Linked DNA regions of Homo sapiens: all the other regions are linked to region 1. The links are chromatin contacts, found by Hi-C or POLR2A ChIA-PET in ENCODE. All regions are on one chromosome and are shown on one strand. The core of a region is the stretch at or near the end of the contact, and the rest is flanking DNA. Distances in the headings are between cores, read along the strand shown.

What was found. A loop is a pair of places that touch in the nucleus more often than their neighbours do. ChIA-PET counts read pairs that join two places held with the same protein, here RNA polymerase II (POLR2A). Pooled maps may share reads with other maps.
Region 2: a map of endothelial cell of umbilical vein shows a loop between it and region 1 (3-fold over the local background). The contact joins two enhancer-like sites. A Hi-C loop is called at or near these places in 6 of 168 maps with a recorded cell type or tissue (Right ventricle myocardium inferior, ascending aorta, cardiac septum and 3 more). POLR2A ChIA-PET finds 5 or more read pairs at or near these places in 3 of 52 experiments (AG04450, B cell and IMR-90).
Region 3: a pooled map shows a loop between it and region 1 (2.2-fold over the local background). The contact joins two enhancer-like sites. A Hi-C loop is called at or near these places in 1 of 168 maps with a recorded cell type or tissue (Caco-2) and 2 of 50 pooled maps. POLR2A ChIA-PET finds 5 or more read pairs at or near these places in 1 of 52 experiments (AG04450).

The regions. Positions count from the first base shown.
Region 1 is chr18:10,129,972-10,134,191 of GRCh38, reverse strand. No RefSeq gene overlaps it. Among named protein-coding and RNA genes, the nearest start is that of VAPA, 220 kb to the right of the region's middle. Within about 2 kb of position 2,193, at least 3 of the 41 ENCODE cell types and tissues checked have a DNase peak (open chromatin) inside an H3K27ac peak, as active enhancers do.
Region 2 is chr18:10,050,556-10,054,575 of GRCh38, reverse strand. No RefSeq gene overlaps it. Among named protein-coding and RNA genes, the nearest start is that of VAPA, 140 kb to the right of the region's middle. RefSeq lists a silencer at 2,030-2,324. Within about 2 kb of position 2,040, at least 8 of the 41 ENCODE cell types and tissues checked have a DNase peak (open chromatin) inside an H3K27ac peak, as active enhancers do.
Region 3 is chr18:10,031,206-10,035,025 of GRCh38, reverse strand. No RefSeq gene overlaps it. Among named protein-coding and RNA genes, the nearest start is that of VAPA, 120 kb to the right of the region's middle. RefSeq lists a silencer at 2,407-2,556. Within about 2 kb of position 2,490, at least 14 of the 41 ENCODE cell types and tissues checked have a DNase peak (open chromatin) inside an H3K27ac peak, as active enhancers do.

The DNA of each region.
Region 1 (4,220 bases), core at 944-3,443:
GGGAGATACAGATATCCCTGTGTCCTTGTTTTAAGGAAGTCTAATTGAGCTGGTTAACGCAAGCCACCTATAGACAGCAATCTAAAAGAGCACCTGTAACACAAGCCCACTGGGGCTCCAGCTGTAAATATCCACCCCTAGACATTGTGGTGGGGTCGGAGTCCCACAGTCTGCCTGTCTGTATGCGCTCCTAGAGCTATGAGTAGCCAGACACTGAAGAAGCGAGCCACATCACCATTGCACGCCCTGTGAGGAGGACAAGGGAACCGGCCTGGTTTCAATAAAAGATACATCTTTTACCATATTTTGTTTTGCAGGCAATCTTGATTTCACTCTAACAATTAGAGGAAGGTGTTTTGGAAGAACCAATAGTCTTTAAGTGCCATCATATGGTAGAAGAAATATATTTGGTCTTTCTCTCCAGTGGCTGGCACAGAGCTTCTAAGCCTCTTGGAATTTCCTGTGTGGTAGGGGTGTCTTCTGTTATTCAAGAGCCCCTTTCTCTCACATGGGTGTTTATGCTGAGGAGGTGACTTAGGGTGGGGCCGCTAGATAGCCCCAGGATAAAGCTGGTGGCCAGAAAGACCCTGTGATCAGAGAGATGGGACTTCCAGCCCCATCCACCAACCTCCGAGAAGGGGAGCAGGGCTGAAGATTAATTTCTATCAACCTCTTGAGCAATGGAGATTTGATGAGCTTTTAGGTTGGTGAACGTCTTCAGGCGCTGTGGGGGTGGCATACCCACAGGGCATGGAGGCTCTGAGACCCTTCCCCAATCCTTGCCCTATGCATCTCTTTGGCCATTCATCTGTACTCTTTATAACACACACACACACACACACACACACACACACAGAAATCACTGCTGCCATCTGCCATGGGTTTCTCCTGCTCACCGTGAATTGTATGGCTTCCTGACCTATTGCTGTGTCTTCTATTTCAGGCATCAGGCAAGAGCCTACCAAGGAGTTTGTGAGTTTTTAAAAAGGTTTTTACTTCGAGTGACAAGGTCAGCAATAGAACACTCTCACACCATTAAGATCCTAACTGGTTAAAAGCCTTACAGTGATATTCAGAAGCTACTTTTCAGAAGAAACCAACCAACAGCAAATGAAATCAGATTTCTTGAGGAGAGCCCTGGGAGGCAGGTGGATTAATGGTAAGTGGTCAACTTTGCAACAGATACAAGAGGGTGGATTTTGTCAGATAATCAGCAAGCCTATGTTTTCAAAACCAGATCAACAGCTCAACATTCCGTGTCTCATGTGAGACCGTACCCTGGGATGCGGCATAAGCTCACTAGCAAGTGTTTCTTTCCCCCCACTTCCTCTTCCGGGGATGAATCCCCACTGTATGCAGACCAACACACCAGTCATCAGGGGGACCCCCAGAGCTGAAACAACCAGACCTTTCATCTGAGAAAATACATCCCCATCTCATATGAAAATTGTGTGGATCCAAAATGCTTTTTTAAATTAAATTTTGTACTTTTTCGCCAGTTGGAATATACTTTACACCTTTCCTAAATGGCTTGACAGTTTTTTTTTTAATTTAAAACAATAGTACTAAAATTGAATTTTAAAATTAAAGATGAAAGACAATAAGAAAAACTGGTCAAAGCAAAGCCTGCGTTGGAACCAATCTACCAGAAAGTCCTGCAGAATTGTTCAGGCTTCTCAAACCCCACTCCGCTTATATCAAACCAGAGGAATGGAGTCCTTCAGACAGCTAGCAGATTTTGATTCCATTCATGCAAAAAAATGGTCAGCGCTGACTCTGGAATGCGCCCCTCCCAGGGCAGCAGCCCTACATAGGGGACCTCTAAACATCCTTTAATAATGCCCTGCCCCAGGGGGAGTGAAAGGGCAGAGGGTGGGGTGGCCCCTGCGCCGCAGCGGGAGAGTCTGGCCCAGCTCACGCTGCCTGGAGCCAGCAGGTGACCTCACCCAGCGTGGCTCCGGCCTTTTAACTTTTTCATTAAAGAAGCCATTTTTCACCGAGACATCTATGAGGAGAGAGGACAAGAAGGCCGATTCTTTCAGGTTGCCAAGGACGCGTTGCAGAGCGTGTGGGGGCCGCGGCGGAGCGGGCGGGGCGGCAGCAGCTGCCGGGCAGAGGACAGCGCGCCCCGGGGACAGGTGTGGGCGGCCCAGCCTGCGGGACTGCCCTGCGCGGCTGCCCTGCGCGGCTCCTCCAGACCCCGCCCTTGCGCGAGTGCGGGGAGCCGGGGCTGCTCGAAATCTGCCTGGACAAGGGGCTGTTATTGAGGGGCAGCGTGGGGGCGCTAGGGCGGCAGGTGTGCCCCAGACAGCGCTTCACCCCGCAGTAAATTCCGTAATTACAGGTCACCAAGTGGGCGCCCCTTTGAAGTGAGAGACTTTCTTGTTGTTCCTGCAGCGGATACAATTTGGCTGAGATATCAAATGCAGATAGTAAAAATTTAATTAACAAATCAAAGCCTTTATCTGCAGTTTTCAGAACTGTGGCCAACAGTTTCCCTCCATCTCAAGAGCTCCAGTCAGACGAAGAGAAGAAAGCAGCGCCTTTGTAGCACATAAAACGGACTCTCCCTCATGATTGCTCTCACAGATAAGGCTTCCAGTGACTGCAAGAGGCTTGGAGGCCCCTGCCATGGCTGCGTTTTGAAAGCCCTTTGACGCGGGTGCTCTGGTTAACCCTTTATCTTCAGAGCTCGGGATGACTCTCACAAGCCAGGCTGGGAGAGAAGGGGAGCCTCTTGTGTGGGGTTACATCCCCAGGACCAAAAAAAAGTAAACAACCCAGACCTTCTTATTAGGTACCTAATGTGGACTCAGTTTCATGAGGGCCACAGAGATCAAGTCATACTAGGTTGGTGCAAAAGTGACTGCGGTTTTTTTCCATTAAAAGTAGTGGCTAATATTACTTACAGCTGCCAACCACTTAATTGCAGACTCAAAAGGGTTGAGAATGTGTCCAGACTCGTAATGCAGACGGAACTCTCAAGAAAAAAGCAAGAGGAAATTATGCAGGCAACATGTAATTAACATCCAATCAGAACATCCGAATCCAAATGTGTGGGTATCTGTACTACATACATACCTACCCTTGTTTAAAACTATCAAGGTGCAATCTCTATGATTAAAGGTGGTTTTATTTTCATTTTTTGTGCTTAGCTTTAGCTTTCCGGGTTCCTGAAATTAAAACATGTGAAATGTATAATAACAAATTACTACATCAGTTAATGGAGCTCCTGAGGACAGAGAGCAAGCGCAGGGGCAGCTCCCAGTGCTGGCCAGCATGTGGTTTGGAATGGCTGGACTAGACTAGGTTGAATGGGATGGACCAGGGAGGGATAAAGTTCCCTCAAGGCTGCAGGCCTAGAGTAGGAAGGGAGCCACCCAAAAGGAGAATGCAGAGGAGATCAGGAACCCAGCTGGAGGAAGTGTCTGCGTCACCAAGGCAGGAATGACGCTTGGCCAGAGGAAATGAGGAATCTCCCCTTCATATCACCCCCTTTCCCAATTTCCAGGGGAATGTGCATATGCTGGAGGATTCTAACATTGTCCCATAGTCAGCTGCTGTGTTGTTAAGTGGACTCCATGAACTGGGCAAAAGTGGAAGAGATTAGGAAGCCCAAAGGGGAGAGAGGAGGCCCGTAATACCTGAAGCATGAGAGCAGCAAATGTATTCATCAAATTTGATAGGAAGCCTATCTCACAGGCTATGTTGAAATGAGGCTTTCTGGGGGCTGGTGGTGGGGAGACACAGGCAGGCTGAGGATTAACCAAAGTTAAAATGGCCAACCCAGAAGTACCTTCGCACCGTGGGGCCAAGAATGTGAAACTCAGAGAGCAGGGCCCAGGGTGCTGAGTTCCGGAAGCCAGAACATCCACTAAGAGGGAAGAAGAGCGGGTGCAGCCCCCTCGGTGGTCTCTGGGATATTCCTGCATCCTAACCTTCACTTGAGAAAGGCAAAGAAATGTGGGAACCAGGGAGGCAGATGGGGAAAGGGAAGCATTACCAAACGCATTTCATCTTTATCAAGTCTTGGAAATGTGACCCCTGCCTGGGAACATTTCAGCATTGCAAAGCTATCTTGTGCAGCTTGTCCCTGGAAGTGAAGTGACTGACTACTTGAGACCACTGTACCAGAGGCCAGCGGAGGGACCTTGCTTGGAAACGGTTGGGAGCAGCTGACCAAGAGTTCCCACCCAACTCCATTCTATAACTACAAACCC
Region 2 (4,020 bases), core at 791-3,290, 79 kb after region 1:
GCGCAGGGGGAGGGCCACAAGGAGTGTGAGGGGGTGGTGAGTGTGGAGTCGCAGGGGCACTGCGTTTCCTGAGAAAGGCAGGAAAACCTGGGAAACGCTGACTCCTCCTCTCACCTTCCATATCAATTCCTTGTGAAATGGCAGTTCCGGCTCCTAGTATAATGTGAATCCCTCTCTGCAGCCATTCCCTCTGCCCAGGCCACCATCCCCTCTCACCCGGGTTAAAGCGCAGCCTCCTCCCTGGCCTCTGGCCTCCAGCCTTGTGGCTCTCCAATCCGTTCTCCCTATTGCAGCCACAATCATGTTATTTATTTACTTATATATGTATCTGATGCCATCTACCCTGCGAAATGCCACCAAAGTGGCTTCCCTTAGCTCTCAGGAGGACATGCAGACCCTGCAGCTTGTCCTACAAAGCCCTCCCCACCCCTCCCCTACCTGCTCCTCCATCTCCACTCTCACCCTGTCCCGACTCAGCTGCAATGCTCCTACCCTGCACCATGGCCCCAGCTCCTCCTAGTAGGCATCTGTCCCTCACCTCTAGGCCTCACGCCAACTCCTGTTCCCTTCTCCTAGACCATCTGTGATGGTTAATACCAAGTGTCAACTTGATTGGATCGAAGGAGGCAAAGTATTGATCCTGGGTGTGTCTTCGAGGGTTGCCAAAGGAGATTAACATTTGAGTCAGTGGGCTGGAAAAGGCAGATCCACCCTCAATCTGGGTGGGCACCATCTAATCAGCTGCCTGTCCAGCCAGGATATAAAGCTGGCAGAAAAATGTGCAAAGGCCAGACTGGCTTAGCCTTCCAGCCTACGTCTTTCTCCCTGCTGGATGCTTCCTGCCCTCAAACATCGGACTCCGAGTTCAGTTTTGGGACTCGGACTGGCTTCTTTGCTCCTCAGCTTGCAGATGGCCTATTGTGGACCTTGTGATCATGGGAGTTAATACTACTTGCTAAACTCACATATATATGCGTGTGTGTGTGTGTGTATACATATATGTGTGTGTATATATATGTGTGTCTGTGTATATATATGCGTGTGTGTATATATATACATATATATCCTATTAGTTCTGTCCCTCTAGAGAACCCTGACTAATATACCTCTTTCTCGCTTTTCACCTTGCCTATTCTTGAAGGAGCTGAAAAGGCACTGACTGTTGCGTTCCTTCCTGATCCCACCTGATTGGGTTATTTTCATCAAAGGGAGAGGTTCTCCACCCTGGCTGCAAAGGAAGGTCTCCTGGAGAGTTTCAGTACCAATGCCCAGGCCCCATTCTCACCCAGAACAATTAAATCAGACTCCCTGGGGTGCTGGGGGTGGGTAGGCTGGCCAGACCAGGTGAGTCTAACAGGGAGCCATGTTTGAAAACTACTGACCATGGGGTCAGTTACGCTGTGCTCTGCTCCCCAAGCGTCCATCCTGTACTTCCCACATCAGGGCACTACTGTGAAATGAGTGACTGGCATTGTCAGCACATCGTTCTCATCATAGTCATCACTGCTATCATGGTCATTCTTGCATGCCATTCTTTTTTGTTATTTAGAGACAGGATCTAGCCCTGTCACCCAGGCTGGAGTGTAGAAGTGCACTCATAGCTCACTGAAGCCTCAAGCTCCTGGACTTATGTGCTCCCACCTCAGCCTCCTGAGTAGCTGGGACTACAGGGGCACACCACTATGCCTGGTTAATTTTTTTATTTTTATTTTTTGTAGAAATGGGGTCTTGCTATTACCCAGGTTGGTCTCGAACTCCTGGCTTCAAGCAATCCTCCCACCTCAGCATCCCAAAGCGCTGGGATTACAGGCATGAGCCACTGTGCCTGGCCCCTTGCACGTTATTCTAATATCCATATGTCTGTTTCTATTTCCACATTTAAAATTTGGAGACAAAACCTCTCTTCTCTGTCAAGCTCCTTTCCAAAGGATGGTTAATTTATAAAGGGATAACACCTGCTTGCTGCTTGGCCACCTAAGACACCAGGTGCTACATCTCCAGTCCCTTCTGCTGTTCTGACTCAGGAAACCAAGCCAACGAGTGAGGCCACATGTTGGACTTGAGCTTGCTGGAGGCTTTTAAACTCCAGTTGCAGGTGCCAAAGCATATCTGCGCAGAAAGGCTCTCTTAGCCATGGTTTGGACAAAGAACCGTTCTCGTCATTGTTTATTATGAAAAGCTTGCAGAGATTCTTGTGGATTACTCAACAGTGCCTATGAAGCTGACCTCTGTTGATGGCTGGGTGATACTAGTGTCATTGTTTTTAGAGCACAGCTAATAACACTGGCTAGAATCACTCAGGGCCAGTTAATCAGAAGGAAGAGGCGATAACGGCATCTTTATGATATACAGTGATGTGATAAGATGCAGACGTAATGAGAACTCTTTTCTTCTGGAAAAGATTAAAGACATAAAATCCTGGCTTGGGAAAAAAAAGAGTCTTTGTCCTGCCGAAAAAAAGTGACCAGATGTCTTGATTTAGACAGAACAGGGCCTGATGTTTTAGGACCAATCCCCCATCTGTGCAGGGGGATTTTTTTTCTTTTGGTTATTTTCCTGTTTCCTGGGTTTATGAGGCCCCACCTAAAATAATCTGAACTTTCCTTGGAGCTGGCCTTCCTCCCCTGGAAAGCAGTGGTCCCAAGCAGAGACAGGAGCAATGGGGCTCAGGGCACACTGGACCTTCCCAAGTATGAAGAGGTGGCCGGGGAGTGCGCACTGAGAGGCTTCCCCAGCCCCCATAGGACCATAGGGGTGGCATTGGCCACTTGCTGAGAGCAAGTGGGACCCAGACCTAGCCACCAGGTGAGGACCATGGAAACACGTCTGATTTTCCTTCCACGAGTACCCATCAAGTGGACACTATGAACCATGTCATAGCGATCAGAGGAAAAATCCAAAGCTTTGGGACAGCTCTCCAGGAAGATGGGCGTTTGTACTTTTCCCACTGCTACATAGAGGAAAGAGTTGCGTTGGGTGTCTTTTCTCTTCTAAATTCAGTGGCCTTGGTGGGAGTGGGGTGAAGCTTAGCCGGAGTTGGACGAGTGTGAATCTGCCTCTAACCAGCCACGTGGCCTGGAGCAAGGTAATTTCCCTTCTTCAGGTCTCTTCCTTCACCTGTGAACTTAGAGGGCTGGCTGAAGACTGGCCCTAAAGTCCTGACAACTAGGACTACATCCACCATGGTTGACACTGGCTGTCATGATTCTGCACAGAGCCCGGCACACAGCAGGACTGCAATCAAAATTGTGGAATGAAATCCTGAATGCCTCCAGGAATGAGAGCACCTCTGAAGGTCCCATTTGGCCCTCAATTTTGTGATCCTTCCCAGATTTTTTTTTAATTATTCAGCCTGCAAAATTTTCACTGAGCCCGGCCCTCAGTGACTTTGCTCATTGAGCAATGAATCCACGAGATCTTTCTAAATGCTAAAACCCCTGTGGAAATTCCCATAGGAAACCAAGAAAAAGTAAGGCAAAGGGAGAGATGAATCATGTTGAACAGCCTCTAATTTCTAGGCTCCAGGTGGCTGTGGGATGCTCTACCTTTGAAAATATGATCTGAAACCTACTATTGCCAATTATCAGCTTTTTGCCTTTAGACAAGTGGCGTGAAACCTCTGAGATTCTACTTAAACCCATCTGTAAGGCTGGACAACAATTGCATTGATCACACACACACACAGAGCTGTTTTGTGATTAAATGGGAAAATATTTGTGAAAGCATTTTACAGCAAAAAGTGCAATCATGTGCCAGGCTTTGCTATTTTATAAGCCCATGTTATCTCTAGGACCACTGTAAGTGGAGGGATGCTAAAGGCATTGACTGGTGCCACTTTAAAATCCAGCGAGACAGGCATCTTCAGAGCATGCCACTCAGTGCTGCCGCTTTAGTATTTTGAACATCAAACAAATCTTCTGGAATAACATTTTGATGTTTTTAGTAGACACAAGTGAAGACCATGTGGATTCACTTTCACTGCATATACACACCAGGACTGAGAGGAACGTCCTGGGGAAG
Region 3 (3,820 bases), core at 1,241-3,740, 99 kb after region 1:
ATAGAGCACCTTCCTATCCTGGGTTAATTAGTTTCCATTCTAAGCACTCAAGATAAAATGCCCAACAATAAAGATGTCAAATAAACCCACATGTTTACAGTGGAATTGCATACAATTTAAAAGGATATTTCATGATGGGCAAAATGTTCATGATATATCAAAAAGAAAAATTTTGATTACAAAACAGTATGTACAGAATGACTTCCGTTTTGTAAAAATAAAATAAACTGAGTTGAGCATGTGTGTTTGTGCTTGCATAGAGAAAAGTCTGGGATGAGGCCCACCATGGCAGCAACAGCGGCCATCTCAGAGTAATGGGGCTGCACACGGCTTGCCTTTATTCTTTCTTTGCTAATATATATTTTCTAATTTTTCCACAAAGTATATTATTTCCTTGAATTACAGAAGTTTGGAATTTGGTCAGATGATGCACAGTCAGGAAAAGGAAGCTGTCCTTTCAAAGAAACTGTTCATGTGTGTAGAGAAAACACAGCCATACCAAAAGGGCTAATTTTTTTTTTTTTTTTTTTTTTTTTTTTTTGCCAGAGCCTCATTCTTTCCCTGAGACTGGAGTACAGTGGCATGATCTTGGCTCACTGCAACCTCTGCTTCCCAGGCTCGAGCGATTCTCCTGCTTCAGCCTCCCCAGTAGCTGGGATTACAGGCACGCGCCACCACACCAGGCTAATTTTTGTATTTTTAGTAGAGACGAGGTTTCACCATGTTGGCCAGGTTGGTCCCAAACTCCTGAGGTCAAGTGACCTGCCTGCCTCGGTCTCGGCCTTCCAAAGTGCTGGGAATACAGGCGTGAGCCACTGCCCCTGGCCAAAGTGCTTATTTTTAATTATGTTTATGTTTTTATTTTAAATAACAGCTAAGCCAATAACAAAACAATTTCCTTTGTCCTTGCTAACAAGACCTGTCGATCCACCCATCTCTTGGCACCAGCAGCCTGGAAGAGAAATCTCAAATTAGTTGAGAAAATGAGGCGGCCAAAATTGTTCTTGCTGTCTACCTAACCTCATTGTCTCTCCATCAGTCTCTTTGTGGAGGAACATGTGAGGACCACATACGTTCTGGTGGCTCTGGCTCTGGGATTAAATGAAAAAAATGTAGGGAAACTGTAAATCCTAACTCACCATACAAATGTGAGTTTATTATCATACTATTATTATCTGTGTGATATCCTGGTTTACCTTTAAGGGAGCCTGAGTTTCAAACCTGCAGTAGAAGGAGTGAAGGCTAAGATGCCCTCCCGCCATGGTCTCTCTGACGACTGCTGGGCTGCCGAGAGTCTCAGACCTCTGGGAATAGACTGAGATCCCAGTCTAATCGCGGAAGGATGCAGGCAGTGAGAAGCTGAGGGAAGACTTGGAGCAAAGATCGTTCATGAAAAGGCTCAAGAGTATCTGACCCATTGAAGTCATCATTACAGGGGACGGATGGAAAAGAATGTCTGTAGAATAGTACGAAAGTCAAAAGTTCTACTGGAATTTCTTGCCGTCTAGAAATGCACACCAACCCACACATGCAGGTGCACACACACACTACATGTAAACGGTACACACAAGCATGCACACGGATTTTGTTATGTGTGGAGGCATATGTGTCCCCTCCCAAATACACACTCCTGGAAGCTCACACTGTTTTCCTAGTTCCACAAGAGGTTAGAAAGGCTGCATGGGTGTTAGCCTTGCCCTCCCCGGGCTTCCCGACATTAAATGTATCAGCAGGTCCATAAACAGGCAAAACGCTAGAGGCTCGTCTGGGCAGCTGGGCTCGGGGTCTGATTTTCCCACATCGGGCACTCATAGATTTACTGCAGCAGGAATGAACGTTACTCAGAGCATGTTTCTCACCCTCGCTAAACTAATATTTGATCTCAGTCCCTTGGAACAAAACACAGCCTCAGTGTCTGCTGAGCAACCCTGAGCATAAAAGAATAGTCAGGCACGGAATTGGAGCCAAACAAAAAGGAAATGAAGTTCATTTCTCTTTTTCTTGAGCTTTAAAAATAACTCTTTGCCTTCCTAACCCCCGTCAGATCTGACCGAGCGTGAGTCCCTCCTCACCTTCAGGAACTTCACCCCCACCCGCACCCTTCACACCCCAGGGCGGCCGTTCAGGCTTCCCTGGACAGGCGCGGCCCGGCCTTGGCCGCTTCTCCCGGGCATGAAGTCGAGGTCACGCTTCCCGAGAGACACTGGGAGAGCGCCCGCCTGTGGCTCCTTTGCTCTGAAGGGCGTCTGGACACAGCGGAGACCCCCTCGTGGGCCCAGGACTCTGCAATCTTTCACTGAGCTCAGGGCTGGGACAGACACTCGCTGAGCGTCCCCGGGCGCCCCGCACAGCGCTCGGGGCCAGGCTTCCGGAACACGGTGCCCCCCACCTGCGCAGGCCTTCCGGGCTCCTAGAGCGGTCCTGGGGCCTGCGGGCCCCACCTCCCCGGCAGGGTGGGCGTCTGCTGCCGCCTGCTGCCCCCAAGTGGCCGCCAGCGAGGCCCTGGGGGCCCAGGAGCGGCCTTCCGCTGGGGTGTTGATCCGCACCCCCATCCGCGGGCACCGTGGTAAGTGGAGCTAATTCTGAGTCTTTGCGGGCCCTTTGAGGGGCCGGGGGTCACCGAACAGACCTCAGGCTGTCACATAGCAGCCATGCACACTCAGCTGTGTGTGGAGCAGCTTCCACTTTCCCTTCTCCTCCTTGAGTTCAGCGCAATGGAAAGGAGAAAAGCGAACCTGCGAAGCGGCCTAGTCCCTGGCACGCCCGCCCTGCTAGCGGCATAAGCCTGTCATTCGACTCCCCAGAACCTTCCTTCTTGTGATAACACCTCTGCTACCCACTCAGGGGGAGAGTGCAAGACACAGGCTCTGACGCGGGGACGCCATTGAAGAAAATAAAGCCCTCCCCAGATAGGGGTACAGAGAACACGCAAGATGCCCGCTAAAATTGGAATGCAGAGAACCCACGAGTAATTTTTTTTTTGAAACGGAGTTTCGCTCTAGTTGCCCAGGCTGGAGTGCAGTGGTGTGATCTCAGCTTGCTGCAACCTCCGCCTTCCGGGTTCAAGCGATTCTCCTGCCTTAGCCCCTGAGTAACTGGGATTACAGGCGCCCGCCACCACGCCCAGCTAATTTTTTATATTTTTAGTAAAGACGGGGGTTTCACTGTGTTTGCCAGGCTGGTCTCGAACTCCTGACCTTAAGTGATCCACCTGCCTCGGCCTCCCAACGTGCTGGGATTACAGGCGTGAGCCACCACGACCGGACAGTAATTTCTTAGTATAAGTATTAATACATCTCGAGTGTTGCATAGGACATACTTATCCCAAAATTTTTCATTGCGTATCTGAAATTCAAGTTTAACTGGGTGTTGAGGGGGAGATTGTTATTTTGATGTTTTGTTGTGTTTGTGGGTTTTGGTTTTGTTTCTAACTTCACCAACCCATCCCCAAATGCCAAGCATCCTGTCTGAGCAGGACCACAACTCCTGAAGCCCCTTCCCACAGCTGCTACTCCGCGACACCATCACAAGTGGGCTAAAGTGGAGCAAGCATTTTCCAAGTAGAAGGAAAGCAGTCAGCTGTCGAAGCCGGGGCTGGAGGACGCCTGCGCCTGCTTGGGGCCCTGCAGCCCGCACCTCCTGAGCTCAGCGGGCACCTTAGGACAAGGCACCGCTGGCCCCGGGAGTTGCCTCTTATCTGATCCCAGCCAATATTTTCTCAAAGTCAGACGTGATAAACACTTTTAAGGCCTCAGCATCTCCCAGACATCTGTTATTCATTTTCTTTGGCCTTGATTTGGTCTTAATCGTTTGTAAGGGC